2 separate regions of the Mus musculus genome follow, and region 1 is linked to region 2. A link is a loop called in an ENCODE intact Hi-C map of the cell type or tissue named here. Cell type or tissue: left cerebral cortex. All regions are shown on one strand.

Evidence for each region. A loop is a pair of places that touch in the nucleus more often than their neighbours do. Peaks named below come from ENCODE experiments on the same cell type or tissue, not always from the same donor. Only the 100,000 strongest peaks of a DNase experiment are listed, where the experiment ranks them.
Region 1: it touches region 2 in a loop (7-fold over the local background); 3 of 42 quality-filtered maps call a loop at or near these places.

What each region holds. Positions count from the first base shown.
Region 1 is chr2:150,132,216-150,140,215 of GRCm38, reverse strand. It overlaps Zfp120 (zinc finger protein 120), which reads left to right and starts at 3,538. Exons shown (of 4, transcript NM_181266.2): 1 at 3,538-3,648. The coding sequence starts at 3,574. In left cerebral cortex, no CTCF peak of the experiment used is centred here; a DNase peak (open chromatin) is centred at 3,477; H3K4me3 peaks cover 1,551 bases; H3K27ac peaks cover 815 bases.
Region 2 is chr2:150,358,314-150,366,313 of GRCm38, reverse strand. It overlaps 3300002I08Rik (RIKEN cDNA 3300002I08 gene), which reads left to right and starts at 3,549. Exons shown (of 4, transcript NM_027017.1): 1 at 3,549-3,726. The coding sequence starts at 3,670. In left cerebral cortex, no CTCF peak of the experiment used is centred here; a DNase peak (open chromatin) is centred at 3,545; H3K4me3 peaks cover 1,190 bases; H3K27ac peaks cover 757 bases.

The DNA.
Region 1 (8,000 bases), 230 kb after region 2:
ATGGGCATAATCATAGATCCTAGTTCATAGAGCATCACCCCATGCCCTAAACCCATACCCCCCCTTGCTTTAGCCCAGACATGCTGTGTTTATTATTTACAGTTAGTTTGGAGAAGATATGTATTATGGCAGCCCATTTATTATATACATAGCCATCTTGCATGCATTTTGGATGCTACTACAGGTGGTTAATATATCTCCAGTAATTTTATCTGTAGAAAGGAAACTTATTACAAATATTTTTGACAATAATAGAACTTTATCTGCAAATATGATGTTCTCTTGGAGGAATAAATCTTGACTTTGCCTTTTTAAATATGAATACATAAAAGAAATAATTCATTTCCAATCTACCTGTCAGAACATATGTTAACATGCATCTACTGGTATTTGATCAACATAAAGCATTAAAAATCAAATGCTAGTTTATATAACCTTACTTATTCATATGTGTATGATATGTATGTTGTGGTTCATGTTAGATTTTTTTTTCACTTGATCTGAGCTACAGGCAATTGTGAAAAGGAAACCTTGAGAATATGCATCCATAAGATTGGTCTTTAGTCTAACCCATGTGAGATTTTCCTGATTGATGACTGATGTGAAAGAACTTAACCCATCTTGTAGAGTAGCACCTTGGGCAGGTCGTTTTGGGAGACAAAAGAAAGTAGGTGATGGGGCTGGAGTGATGGCTCACTGAGTAAATGCAAACATTGCCCTTTCAGAGAACCAGACTTCAGCTCCCAATACAGACAAGAGATAGGTTAAACCTGCATGTCACAGTAGCTACAGGGTAAATTCTTCCCATTAATTTTTGTCCTTCATGGACACTTTCATTCATGTGCATATGTTTACCCAACAGACACAGTGATTCTAGCACCATGCATTCAGTTTTCAACAAGAATGGCCTCTCAGTCTTTCAGCATTCACTATCATCTACAGCACAGTTTTCCACCTTCACCCTCTCCTGAAAACATTGTTCAAAGGCATAAACAGCCACAAATTCACATTATTTTTTCCTACCACCAGCCTTACTCCTCTGACACCAACCCATTCACTTATTTATTTATTTATTTATTTATTTATTTACTTACTTACTTACTTACATATTTATGTATTCGGTTGGTTGTTTAAAAATAAAGAAAGAAATAAAAATAGCCTGATGAATTCAACTTTTGAGAGAAAGGATTTGTTTTATTTAATATTTTTTGTGTATGGCAGTTTTGACTGCATGTACATCTATGTGTCCCATGCATGCCTGATGCTTTGTAGAGGCCAGAAAAGTGGGATTGATCACCATGGAACTGGAGTCACACATGGATGTGTGTCCTGTGGATACTGGGCCTCAAATCTGGGACCTCTAAAAGAGCAGCCTGTACTCTTAACCACCGAGACCCTTCTCCAGCCCCTTGACATCCTATTTGAATGTGCTGATAGCAACTATTTTTTTTAATCTTCCTTGAACCACTTAGAAAGAAGAATAATGACTTCTAGTACAAATTAACACACATATTCTAATAAAGTTGGAAAATGGGAACCTCTTTTCTTGGATGTAGCTCTTCCTTCCTGCTTGCTCCTTTTCATTAAAACACTCTTCATAAGACAAAACAAGAGAACAAGGTCTCTGCTGAGATTTTTTTTAAAGACTTCTTTTGTCAATACAACTAATATAAATCTCTTTACCTTAGTCTCAGGTAGACTCTTCAGACAAGGGCATAAAGCACCCATCTTCTTCACCAAAAACAGTCTCTAGGCCAGATACTGAAGTTCTTCTTCACTGAAACATCTTGGGCCAGGTCTGCACAGTACAAGTCACTCTCAGCAGCAGAGTCTTCCAAATACCTACTAGGATAGCCCAGTAAGCCTCAATAGAAACATTCCACTGCTTGCAACTACTCTGTGTCCCCCCAGCACACTCCTACCCAGCTACATAACAGAGTTAAGCAAGATTTCTGAATTCTTTTACATTGTTAAAAATAAATAAATAAAATGTACTTGCTGTCTCCTAAGCATCAAGGAGCTGGGGTTATGGGCTGGTGATTCATAGGATAATCAAAAGGGATCCTGGAATAAATAACCAAATTCATATATAATTAAAAAAAACAGGCTTTTGATCTGCATATGATGAGCTAGCAGGAAGATACTGCACTACTTTTTAAAATGTTTTTTTCAGTATTGAGAGCTGAGCTATCTGGATATCTCTGGAAAGCAAACACAGCTCTTCAGGATTTTTTTCTAACATTCTAATGTCTGAGGTTAGAAACCCAAAGAATTACTTAGAGAGGCGACACAGCTCTGTTAAAATATTTTCTAGCAGTTATCCAGAGAAGACTATGTGAAGAGTGAACACAGCAGATTTTTTTTTCCTTTCTGATTTTGAAAACCCAAGAATTACTTTTAGAATTTTTCTAACAGTATTTTTTGAATTGGTTGGAAAAGCCACGAATTTTTTAGATCAGTTTTTTCTGACTTTGGTCAGAAAACTGAGGAGCTATCCAGAGAGCGTTTAGAATTTTTACTAGCAGAGAGCTGTCTCAAGCAGAAAGCTAGCTGTCTCAACCTCAGAGGTTTTAGAATAGAAGGTAAAATCTGTCTAGAGCAGAGCAGAACACACAGACACAGAGAAAGCAGTCTGGGAAGCCATCTCATCTGGAATGCTATCTCAGCAGAACATAAGCCAGCAGCTTGGACCCATGATTTGAGTTCTAGTTGCTTGTTTCCCTGTTGCTCTCGAACACCCCTTCTCTTAGGAATCCAGACCTAGGTGAGGTTGGTCCTCTGCATTAGTGTTCTCTGTTCTTTCTATACATTGATACATTTTTGTATCTATACATTTTGATACATTTATTGGTTAGATCACAGATAATGATTAACAGGCAGCATTGGCTCCTTAGCCATCTACTTTTACAGCGTCATTTACTGGATGGTTAGCTAAGATTTTGTAATAGAAGATGGACATTCTAGAGGCATTTCTGTCCATCACTTTTATAATTTACAAAATGTTTCTGCATGACTTTGAGCTATATGCCATTAAAAATCTCTGCTTTTACCTTGTGATCAAGTTCAGAAGAGGATTTAACATAGCATGCATAGGGGTAGGCAAACCTATATGTGAACTTATCAACATTCCCTAAGTAAAGTCTCAATGATTCCAAAAGGAAGAAGCGGAAGTGCCTACTGAGTGTTGTGACTGGAGCTTTGGAAAGCTCCAAATTTGCAATGTGGCCCACAGTGGAGAGAGGCGGGTAACTCAGCAACAGCAAATTGGAGTTGTGGGTCTTCCCCTGACCAGGGTGGGGGAAAAAGACCAGCAAGCAATTGGAAGACAGACACAGGTGGTACTGAAATGCAAATTTCTACAGACCCGGAAAAGGACTGGCCTCTGCTGGCAACCTGTGCCTGGAATTATTCCTCTGTGTCCCTTCAACACACTCTAATCCTATGGGTGGTGTGTATGTCACTCCAGATTCACTAGCCAATCAGGACATCCAGCCGGATCTGCCACTCAAAAGTGAAGGCGGGCTCTTCCGGGTGCGATCTTGCAAGTTCCTCTTTTAAAGCTGGCAGTCGCGAATGTTTCTGCTTGATGTGTTCTGTGTACCGCTCCTGGGTGCGGGGACCTCAGGCAAGCCCAGAAGTTCCGACATGGTAAGTGCCAGGCGGTCTCCCACAAAGGGGAGGAGCAGGCGGCTGAGCCAAGGGGGCTGGAGTGCTGGGTCGTCCCAGGGCTCAGTAGTAAACAGCAGCCTGACAGAAGCTGAGACTTGTGAGCTTCCCTGTGGTCCTTTTCTCTCTCTCTGGACCTGGCGGTGGGCACTGAATCATCTCACTAGCGTGGCTGCATCTACACAAAACATTTGGGGAAAGGGCTTCTGTGTAGAAATACCCTTGGCAGGATGCCAAACTCGGAGAGCCCTAGTTTCTATAGTAAGTTTTGGCCTTAGCATTTAGGCATTTTACAGGTAGGTATAAGACCCATTTCGAGTTAATTTTGTGGAGCCTGTAAAAGGCATCTCGTGTGTCGGATAGCACTCAAATATTAAGCGGTGATGTAGAAGAGTAAAATTGATGTAAAGGATCTAGACTAATGCTTGTAGTGACGGCAAGTCGAATGTAGGTGAGAAAGGACTGCCCCTAAAACTCCACACAGGTATGTGCTATGCTAAAAAGGCCGAATGGAGAATAGGATGCTAGAATACATGTGGTAGTGTACCAGGATTGTCCAGACATTTGTCCACAAACCATAACATAGGAGACAACTCTGCTTTACAATCATGAATTAGGCCCATCCTGACTTCAAAGAGCAGGTCTCTAACAAGTGGCTCCAAGGGGTAAAATAGGGCCACAACCAATTTTAAGGCCTGGTGTGCCATAAAGGTCTGGTTTTCTTCTTGAGAAAAGCATCGTTTTGCCACATGGGCAAGACTACAGCTGGTGACAACCTTTTGAAAAGGAAAAACACTGTTTTGGTGAGGACTGGCCTGGTCAAGCAAGGCATAGAACAGCTCCTTCTAGGTCTCCAGAGCCAATGCCAGCCTGGGGCTCAGGCTTGGGAGCTTCCCCTAAGGCCCTGAAGTGCTGAGAATAAAATAGAGCTCCTTCTCTAAAGCAAGGACGGTGCTTGGGAGAGCGGGTGGAGGTCTGGGGCCAGGGCCTTCGGGGATGGCTTGCTTCAGACCCTGAGATCCCACCACATGCGGCTATGGTTGTCAGTCCCGAGTCCAGTGTGGGCTTGGTCAGGAACGTTTTTGAGAGGTTCTCTCTTCCTGTTTCTCCAGCTTTCTTTTATTAGCTCCTTCCTGTGGTTTTCTCACTGTATAGTAGTTTGTGCTGACTTCATAAAAGTCTCGTATCTTGTTCCATTTTCCCCCTGTAAGAAGTATACAGGATGCTGTTCTTCAGAAGCCTGTGTGGCATAAGACAGCCTATCCAAGACACCCCCATCACAGCTTTGATACTTTCTTCCGTTTATTTATTTATTTATTTATTTATTTTTCCAGGCAGGTTTTCTCTGTGTAGCCCTGGCTATCTTGGAACTCACTCTGTAGACCAGGCTGGCCTTGAACTCAGAAATCTGTCTACCTCTGCCTCTGCCTCCCAAGTACTGAGATTAAAGGCGTTTGCCACCACTGCTTTCTTCTACTTTTCCAACCTTCTCATCTTCTGGCACCTCAAACTCAGAACCCCATCACCAAAGAGTGGCCTGCTGTTTCAGTGCACTGGTATACTTAAAAATAATTCTGGTTATATCTTTGCTGTGTAAATCTCCCATCTGTGGGACTTTCGGTCTCCAGTTCATATTTAAATTGCTTAAAATATCACCTGGGGCCTGAACCTAAGAGAGACTTACATGAGACAGCATATGTGGAATGTAAAATCTGTTCTTGGCTGTCTCTTCTCTAAGCATTAGCCAGAGCTGAATGCATGCTGCAATGAAAGAGATTTTTCTTAATTAGTCTTGTAATCACTTACGGAGCGATTTCTCCTGGGGAAGGTGTAAAGATTCTAGGAGAGCTGCATCTTCTTCCCTTTACTAGAAGTGTTTCTATGACACGCTATGTTGACTCAGGCACCTTTGATCCCAGTCTCATGCTCCCCGGGCAATAACCTTGTTTTCCTATGGATGAAAATTCTTAAATTATTGAGATAAAGGATTGTACCACACCAGTGTTTTAAAATTCCCCATTTGAGTCATGTAATGAAGTGTTCATTTCAGTAACAGGTGAAGGCTTTTGCCTGTGGAGCATGCCTTCTGCCTTCAGACCAGAGTAGGAGGAGCAGCTTGCTGTGTATGCTCTTAGAAGAAACAGGATAGCTAGACCACAGACTAAAGTTCAAAGGAGTCAGCTGCGGGCATCACCATTATGAAGAAGGACTTAGTTCACACAGGGTGAATGTCTTTGTAATTTTCCAGCATGTATTAATTTATGCATATTGGTTGTGGTGGCTATTCCTGGTAGTCAACTTGACTATATCTGGAATGAAGTGCAATCCAGATATTGAGGGCACACCTGTGATCCAGATCTTGAGGCCTCTGACTTGGATGTTGACATGGGATGACACAAGCTTTTTCGTGTGTGTGTGACGGGGAGAGTGGTTCAAGACAGGATTTCTCTGTATAGCCCTGGCTGTCCTGGAACTCACTCTGTAGACCAGGCTGGCCTCGAACTCAGAAATCCGCCTGCCTCTGCCTCCCGAGTAACACTGTCTTGTTAATGTCATTCCCTCTACCAGAGTAGGCTGTGCTCATTTTCAAAGTCATTATGCCTATGTGTTCTTTCAATTATATTGATATTTTTACAAAGTCAGTTGTTGGTGTTACTTTTTAAATTTCATTATCTTTATGTATTGCTGTTCTGATCTCTTATTTTTAATCATAAAATGTTTCCCATTCATTAAGAAATCCATTCCTTTTTCTAAAGATGTTTCCTATATGTGTGTGTTTAGAGCATCATCTCCTGTAGCTCACCCTTTCCTTCTGCTGTGTAGTCAAGATTTGCTGTGAACACCTGATCCTGACTCTGCTGCCCTGTGCTTGGAAGTCTGTCCTGCTGCTCCTTTCAGGCCGGGCTCCAACTGGTCAGTGAGAAGAGATATAGACCAGTGAATGGGAGTCCTCCAACCTCCCTGGATTCGGGTGAGGGGACTGACTACAAATAAAGAGGGACCTGTGTAAGCATTGAGTTCTCTGATCAACTTTGAAGCTGGTGTAATCACAGCAGAGAAAAGGAGGGGGAAGAAGGAAGGTGAGGGCCTTTCTGCTTTGACAGTAGTTGGTAATAGCAATGAGTAGTCAGGTAGTCAGTTTTAGACAGTCAGTAAAAGTCGCAACTGGGCATCTAGGAGGCTCCCAGAGCAGGGCAATCACGAATCTGGATGAGGAACTGATCTTATTTCTAGAAACCAAATTTCTGTATTTAAGCTAGTTCAAGTAACACAAGATGTAGACAAACTACTGTGGCTGTGCCTAACAGGAATGTTATTTTTCCCTGGCTTAAAATACACAATGTGAGTGAAAGATATGAGTAATACTTGATGGGCTCTAGGACATACGTTTAGTCCCTGAAGAATACTGGACCATAAACCATGTTTTAACTTTAAAAAATAACCTTTGAGAGTACAATTAAATCATCCTTCTCCTTTCTCCCCACTGTTAAGTCTCAAGCCCGGGGACAAATGGCTGAAGATCCTATTTAACAAATCAAAGCAAACCTGCCTGTCAGGTTCTCTCAGCAGACCTCAGTCCCTACCTGATCCTGGCATGGTTTGCAAACCTAGCCCTGTAGCCTGGGGGTTAGGCTGCCCTTCTTCCAGCTGCCATTCCTCCTGTAATCCAACCATGTTGGTTGCCTGCTCTTGTCAGATGTAAATCTACCACTTACCATCCTGATATCTTGGTCTGGCTCTTGCTTCTCCCCTCCTTCCTCTCTCCACATTTGTCCCCTCTGGACTCTCCCAGATGTTCCTGGTTCTGCCTATGCCAAGCAGTCATGTCCTTTCTTTTTTATTTATTTGGTTTTTTATTCACTTCCTATCAACTGTTTCTTGCTTTAAAATTGATGATCGTGTTTTAACTGTTGTTACTGTTTGAATTTATTAAAGTTTGGCTGCAGGACTTCCCAACTATGAGTAGAGATGGCTGCACTGGACATTATGTGTGTCATGGACTATGCAAACAAAGAACTCTAGTGTCTTGGAAGAGGAAAATAAGTGCTTTGGGCGTCTAGAAAAAAAATCTATTAAATACGGTCTTCCCAGATTAGGACTCTGTCTGCACCTAGGATGGAAGGGTCATTTGTTCTCTGATCCCCAGAAGAGGAGGCCCAGCTGGGTTTTCTAATCTAATGATGGACACTGGCAGGCTTAGCAATCAGGATCATCAGTGGATTGCAGATTCTTTGCAGGATTCTCCTAGCATGCATCTGTAGCAAGCTGTGAGGAAGACCACAAGCTATGCCATGGTTAGTGTGGGGGCCACTGTCCCCAGGCCAGGAGAACAT
Region 2 (8,000 bases):
AATACACCTGGGTTTTCAGTCTGCATGACATGAGCTAGCAGGAAATGATAGCAGTTCATTTTTAGAATTTTTTGTAGTGACAGTAGAGTGAGATATCTGAAGATCCCTAGAGAGCGAACACAGCTCTTCAAGAATTTTTTCTAAAGGGATTTCTGAGGTCAGGAGCCCAAAGAATTACTTAAACAGATGACACAGCTCTTTTAAAATGGTTTCTAGTAGCTATCCAAATAAGGGTGTCTGAAGAACAAAAACAGCTCTTTTAGAATTATTACTACTACTACTACTGTTGTTGTTGTTGTTGTTTATTTGCTTTCTGATTTTGATAACCCAAGAATTACTTTTAAAAGTTTTCTTTTTTTACTTGGCCAGTAGATGCAAGAATTCTTATAAAAAATACAGAGAGAGACCTGTTGTGAGCAGAAAGATTGCTGTTTCAACCAGAGCGTTTTTAGAATATCAAGAAAGGGCTAAAGCAGAGTAGAACACCCCTCCAAACACAAGCTGCCATCTTGGACCCATGATTGGATTTCAAGTTGCTTGTTTTCCTGCTGCTCTCAAATACCATACTCTTAGGAACCCGTACCTAGACAAGTTCGGTCCTTGGTATTTGTGATCTTTTTACTTTCTATATGTGAGACTTGTGGTATTTTTACCTTTGTTTCTTAGACTACAAGTAATGATATTACCATGTAGCATTGGCTCCTGAGCAAACTACTTTCACAGTGTCATTTACTTGCTTTTCAGTTAAGACCTTGTAGTACAAGAAGGACATCTCACAGACATTTCTGTCCATCATTTTTATAATTTACATATGTTTTCTGCATGACTTTGTGCTAAGGATCCTTTTAAAAATCTCTGCTATTACCTTGTGACCAAGTTCATGAGAAGAACTTAGCATGTTTAGGAGTAGGCAAATCTCTATGTGAACGTATCCACATTCCCTAAGTAAAGACTCAATGCTTTCTTTTTTAGAAGAAAATCGTTGCTTTGGAAATGGCTCTCATGCTCTCAGTGCATGCCACAAGAAAAAAAAATCTTATCTGTCTTTGTCTAGATAGTTGCACTGGCTATTCTTGGTAGTCAAGTTAAATATATCTGGAATTAGCCAAAATCCAAATAGTTGGCTATTGTGGGTAATTTTCTTAATTGTACCTTTTGAAATGGGAGTGCCCTTATATAATATGGATCTTTGAGTTGATAAAATCCACCTTTTATCTAGATCACAGCTTGTTATGGCAGCCTACATATACAAAGGAGATTGAAGACTGAAGATCTTTCTCTTTGTCTGCCTGCCCTACCTCTGGCTAGCAAGTTAATTTTTTAAAAACTGGCATTAGGGCTTAATTTTTTTGCAATTCTGATATAAACTAAAGACCAGCTGAGGCATGCAGCCACATGGACTAAACAATGAGTAGATTCTTAAATTTTCATTGGTAGAAAGGCACTGTTGGGATAGTAGAATGACACAGCTCTTGAGCCATTCAAATAAATTCATTTCCAACATGATAGAGAGATTGAGACTATCAATTATTTTTAAAAATAAAACACTTAATTTTAATTATAATATAGTAACTATGATGATGATAATCTAGTTCATTTTAATGGATATTTTCTTTATTTACATTTCAAATGTTATCCCCTTTCCTGGTTTTCCCTTTGAAAAAAACACCCTCCCCATATACCCTCCCCTCTCCCCCTGCTCACCAACCCACCCACTCCCGCTTCCTGGCCCTGGCATCCCCCTACACTGGGGCATAGAACCATCACAGGACCAAGGGCCTCTCCTCCCATTGATGACCGACTAGACCATCCTCTGCTACATATGCAGCTAAACCCACCAGTCCCTCCATATGTTTTCTTTGGTTGGTGGTTTAATCCCTGGGAACTCTGGGGGTACTAGTCAGTTCATATTGTTGTTCCTCTTTTGGGGCTGCAAACCCCTTCTGCTCCTTAGGTCCTTTCTCTAGCTCCTTCATTGGGGACCCTATGCTCAGTCTAATGGATGGATGTGAGCATCCACTGCTGTATTTGTGAGGCACTGGCAGAGCCTCTGAGGAGAGAGCTATATCAGGCTCCTGTTAGCAAGCACTTGTTGGCATCCACAACAGTGTCTGGGTTTGGTGATTGTATATAGGATGGATCCCCAGGTGGGTCAGTCCCTGGATGGTCATTTCTTCAGTCTGTACTCCACACTTTGAATCTGTAACTCCTTCCATGGGTGTTTTGTTCACCCTTCTAAGAAGGATCAAAGTCTCCACATTTTGGTCTTCCTTCTTCTTGAGTTTCATGTGGTTTGTGAATTGTATTTTGGGCATTCCAAGTTTCTGGGCCAATATCCACTTATCATTGAGTACATATCATGTGTGTTCTTTTGTGATTGGCTTATCTCACTCATGATGATATCTTCTAGATCCATCTCTTTGCCTAAGAATTTCATAAATTAATTGTTTTAATAACTGAGTAGTACTCCATTGTGTAAATGTACCCCATTTTCTGTATCCATTCCTCTCGAGGAATATCTGGATTCCTTCCAGCTTCTGGCTATTATAAATAAGGCTGATATGAACATAGTGGAGCATGTGTCTTTGTTATATGGTGGAGAATCTTGTTGGGTCCTCAGGTAGTACTATGTCCAATTTTCTGAGGAATGACCTAACTGATTTCCAGAGTGGCTGTACCAGCTTGCAATCCCACCAGCAATGGAGGAGTGTTCCTCTTTCTCCACATCCTAGCCAGCATCTGCTGTCACCTGACTTTTTGATCTTAGCCATTCTGACTGGTGTGAGGTAGAATCACAGGGTTGTTTTGATTTGCATTTCCCTGATGACTAAGAATGTTCAACATTTCCTTAGGCGCTTCTTGACCATTCGAGTTCTCTTTATCTAGAGAAATTTTACTAAAATAGATGTCGGTTTTGTTGTTTGTTTATTTTATTTTACCAGACACTGAGGAAGATTTATTGGTTAATTAGAGTGCTTCACAGTGTTTGTCATATGGTTCCTGCTTGGTTCTGATGGTTGACTCATAAGTATTAGGTGTAAAAAGTACTTGTAGTTTTCCTGAACCCTGAAGAAGACACAAAACAAAAACTCTTGTCTCTTAATATACTTCTGTAATTGTTAATACTCTGGGCACCCTTCCACTTGTGGGACAGGTTGATAACTCCACGGTAAGTTGAGAAATGGGCTACACAGTTTATGGACCTAGATTACAGGAGGAAGAAGGGGAAGTGCCTACTTAGTGCTGTGATTGGAGCTCAGGACAGCTTCAAAGTTGCAACAAAGTAGCACAGGGTCACTGCCCACAAAGGGGAAAGCAGGTAGCCGACCGGAAGCTGGAGTTGTGGATCCTCCCCGGACCTAGGTGGGAAAACAGACACAAGATGTACTGAAATGAAAAGCTCTGCAGATCTGCAAAAGGACTGGCTTCTGACTGTGCCCAGGACTAATCCACTGTGTCCCTTCAGTGCACTCTAACCCTAATTGTGGTGCTTATGTTACTCAAGACTCACTAGCCAATCAGCACATGGAGGCGGTCCTGCCAATCAGAGAAGAAGGCGGGCTTTACCGGAAGCTTTCCTGCTAGTTCCTTTATGAAGCAGATAAATCCCGAGGGTTTCTGTATGGCCCTTTCTGTGAAGCAGGGCAATCCTGAGTATTTCTGCTTGGCATGTTCCGTGTGCCGCCGCGGAGTCCCGTGAGGAGAGCTCAGGCAAGTCCCGACATGGTAAGTGCAGGGCCATGTCCAACAAAAGGAAAGAGCAGGGGGCTGAGCAGAGGGAGCTGCTGTCATGGGTCTTCCCCGGGGCTCCGTGATAAACAGCAGCCTGACAAAAGCAGAGGCCTGTGAGGTTCCCTGTGGTCCTGTTCTCTCCCTGGAGCCGGAGGTGGCCTCTGAATAACCTCACTAGGGTGGCTGCATCTGCACAAAGCATTTGGGGAAAGGGCTTCTGTGTAGAAACATCCTTGGCAAGAAGCCAGACGCGGAGAGCTTTAGTTTCTCTGTATCTTCAGGAAGTTCTGGCCTTAGCATTTAGCCCTTTAATATGTAGGTTTGCAAGTGTAAGATCCCTTTGGCTTTGATTTTGTGGAAGCTGTAAAAGGCACCTCGTGTGTTGGGTAGCACTCCAATGTTGAGCTGTGATTTAGAAGCGTAAAATTGATGATGTAAAGGATTTACCAAAACTTATAGTGACACCAAGTAGAATGTAGCTGAGGGAGGACTGCCTCTAAAACACCCCACGGATAATAGGATGCTAGTATATGTGTTTGATTACCAAGATTGTCCAGACATTTGTCTATAAACCATAACAAAGGAGACAAATCTGGTTTACAATCATGAACTAGGGCCATCCTGATATCAAAGAACAGGCCTCTAGCAAGTGGCTCTAAGGGGCAAAATAGGGTCACGACCAACATTAAGGCCTGGTGTGCCATAAAGATCCGGTTTTCTTCTTTCTTTCTTTCTTTCTTTCTTTCTTTCTTTCTTTCTTTCTTTCTTTCTTTCTTTCTTTTATATAAGTACACTGTAGCTGTCCTCAGACACTCCAGAAGAGGGCATCAGATTTCGTTTAGGATGGTTGTGAGCCACCATGTGGTTACTGGGATTTGAACTCGGGACCTTCGGAAGAGCAGTCGGTGCTCTTAACCACTGAGCCATCTAGCCAGCCCCCTGGTTTTCTTCTTAAGCAAAGCATAGTTTTGCCATGTGGACAAGACCACACTTGGTGATAACTGAAAAGGAAAACCACTGCTGTGCTGAGGACTGGCCTGGTCCAGGGAGGCTTTCTATGAGGCCTTCATGAATGGAGAATGGCCCAGCCCCTTCTCAGTCTCCAGAGCCAATGACAGCCTGGGGCTTAGGCTTAGGGGCTTCCCCTAAGGCCCTGAAGTGCTGAGAATAAAATAGAGCTCCTTCTCTAAAGCAAGGATGGTGCTTGGGAGAGCGGGTGGTGGTCTGGGGCCAGGGCCTTCGGGGCCTCCAGGGCCTTCGGGGATGGCTTGCTTCAGACCCTGAGATCCCACCACATGCGGCTATGGTTATCAGTCCCGAGTCCAGTGTGGGCTTGGTCAGGAATGTTTTTGAGAGGTTCAGTGTTCCTTTTGTACAACGTTCTTCTATTAGATCCTTCCTGTGTTTTTCCCATTCATGGTAGTTTGTGCTGACTTGACACAAGTCTCCTATTTTGTTCCATTTTGTCCCTGTAAGAAGTATACAGGATGATATTCTCCAGAAGCCTGTGTGGCATAAGACAGAGCCCGTCCAAGACATCCCCATCCCAGCTTTGATACTTTCTTCCTTCAACTTTTCCAACCTTCGCATCTTCTGGCTCCTCTATCTCAGAACCCTGTCACTGATGAATGATCTGCTGTTTCAGGGCACTGATTTATCTAAGAAATAATTCAGATTATATCTATTCTGTGTAAGTCTCCCATCTGTGGGACTTGCAGTCTCTAGTCCATATTTAAATTGTTTAAAACATTGCCCAGGGCTGGAACCTAAGACACACTTACATGAGACAGCATATGTGGAATGTAAAATCTGTTCTGGGCTGTCTCTTCTCTAAGCATTAGCCAGAGCTGAATATATGCTGCAATTAAAGAGATTTTTCTTAATTAATCTTGTAATTGTTTGTGGAGTGATTGCTCCTGGGGAAGGTATCTTATTCTAGGAGAGCTGCATCTTCTTCCCTGTACTAGAAGTGTTTCTATGACAAGCTATGTTGACTCAGGCACCATTGATCCCAGTCTCATGCTCCCCAGGCAGTGACCTTGCTTTCCTATTGATGAAGAAACTTTCTAAATTTTTGAGATGAAGAATTTTACCACAACAGTGTTTTAAAATTGGTGGTGTACAATTTAACCTGAGATAAGTGAATACTGAATTTCCATTTAAGGGATGTATATAGATATTTCCAGTCCTTGTTGACACAGTTAAGTCAGCTCAGAAATTTGAAACACATGTTATTGGCTGTGTGTCAGGTTAGAGATCTCAGCAGCTAACTTTGCACATAGGGACAAGGTCAAACACTATCATATTAATGCCATTCCTTCTAACAGGGAAGGGCCAGCTCTTTTCAAAATCATTATCCCTATGTGTTCTTTCAATTATATTTTGTCAGGAGCCGTAATGGGACAAGCTAATAACTAGCAGGTGATCATCCTGAAGTGGCCTGCCTCGGATTATTATATAATCTGCGACAGGTGAGCCCTCATTAAGCTAGGCTGTGAGGGACTAATTTTGGGAAAGGTTTCTGCTATTAATATGCTTTTCCTGTTATTATTAAACATATATAACAATCACTAAGTAGGAACACACCCCTCTGCAGATCCACAAAGATGTACTGTCTGGTAGTGATGCTATGTAGACTAATAAATGACTTAAGTCTTTATGATGATCCTATAAGAATTCCTAAAATTATATCTGTGATTATTAAGCTCTTTTATAATGGGACTTCTATTAGGTCCCTTTCTGATAGTCAAAGCTGCAATGAGAACTCTGCCAGTCTCTCAGGTGTCACCAGTTAATTTCTGTTAGATGGTAACCAGACTTTCTCCTACTCAGAGCACATTCCAAGAGGTTGTAAAACAATTAACCAAAGGTCATTAAAAAGCAACTAATGATTTATTATAGGTACTAGGACAGAAGATAAAATTTCAACTGGCTTTATCTATACAAAACTTCACTAATACATTAGTTATGGTTTTAAACCTTCAGTGAACCTGTGGAGCTCAGACAGGTGATGGATGTTTAGCCATATAATTACTCCTAATGGATATGCATGTAAACATTCGCTGTTGTAAACTTCTATTTCAATTTACAATTTGATTTTTTTGTGTGAACTTGTGATGAACTTTGTAACATGTGATCTTGTATTCTGGAAGATGTATAAGTACTGAGGACAAAGAGATCAATAGAGGAGACTTTGCCTTTCCCCAGTTATACTAACCTTAGAGGATTTTTTTTTTTTTTTTTGTTTCCCGACTAAGGAACCTTTCCCCCTTAATTAGTTTTTATAAGAAACTTTTTACAACTAGTAATAAATTCTATAATCACTTCTCTAATGTCTTCTCTTCCTGAGACTTCCAAGGAGGAGGCTGAAAGTTAGATCCCAGCAATCCCTGCTGAGATAGAACAAAGGCTATTTACTGAATCCTTTGTGGCTTGAGGAAGAGGTGCTAAGTGCCAGAAACTGCAGTTTCTGGCTTCAGGATCACAGAAGGCAGGTCAGCTACAATGGCATAGTTACTTAAACTTAGATAAGTAAACTTTTTATTATACAGCAACCCTAAATTTCTCATAAGACAAAGTCTTACTTCAGAAACTCATAAGACAAAGTCTTACCCTCCACCTTCACTCTTCCCCCACCACTACCGTAAGATGAACCCACCAGAAAAGAAACACCACACATTGGGCTGGCCCTCAGCAATAGTTGTCTTTTTTAAAAAGTCAATTGTTGGTATTACTTTTAAATTTTCATATTCTTTACGCATCGCCATTCTGACCTCATTTTTATTCGCCAGTGTTTCCCATTCATTAAGAAATTCATTCCTTTTTCTAAAGATGTTTCCTATCTGTGTGTGTTTAGAGCAACATCTCCTGTAGCTCACCCTTTCCTTCTGCTGTGTAGTCAAGATTTGCTGTGAACACCTGATCCTGACTCTGCTGCCCTGTGCCTGGAAGTCTGTCCTGCTGCTCCTTTCAGGCCGGGCTCCAACTGGTCAGTGAGAAGAGATATAGACCAGTGAATGGGTGTCCTCCAACCTCCCTGGATTGGGGTGAGGGGACTACAAATAAAGAGGGACCTGTGTAAGCATTGAGTTCTCTGACCAACTTTGAAGCTGGTGTAATCACAGCAGAGAAAAGGAGGGGAAGAAGGAAGGTGAGGGCCTTTCTGCTTTGACAGTAGTTGACAATAGCAATGAGTAGTCAGGAATTTAGTTTTAGACAATCAGTAAAAGTCCCAAATGGGCATCTAGGAGGCTCCCAGAGCAGGGCAA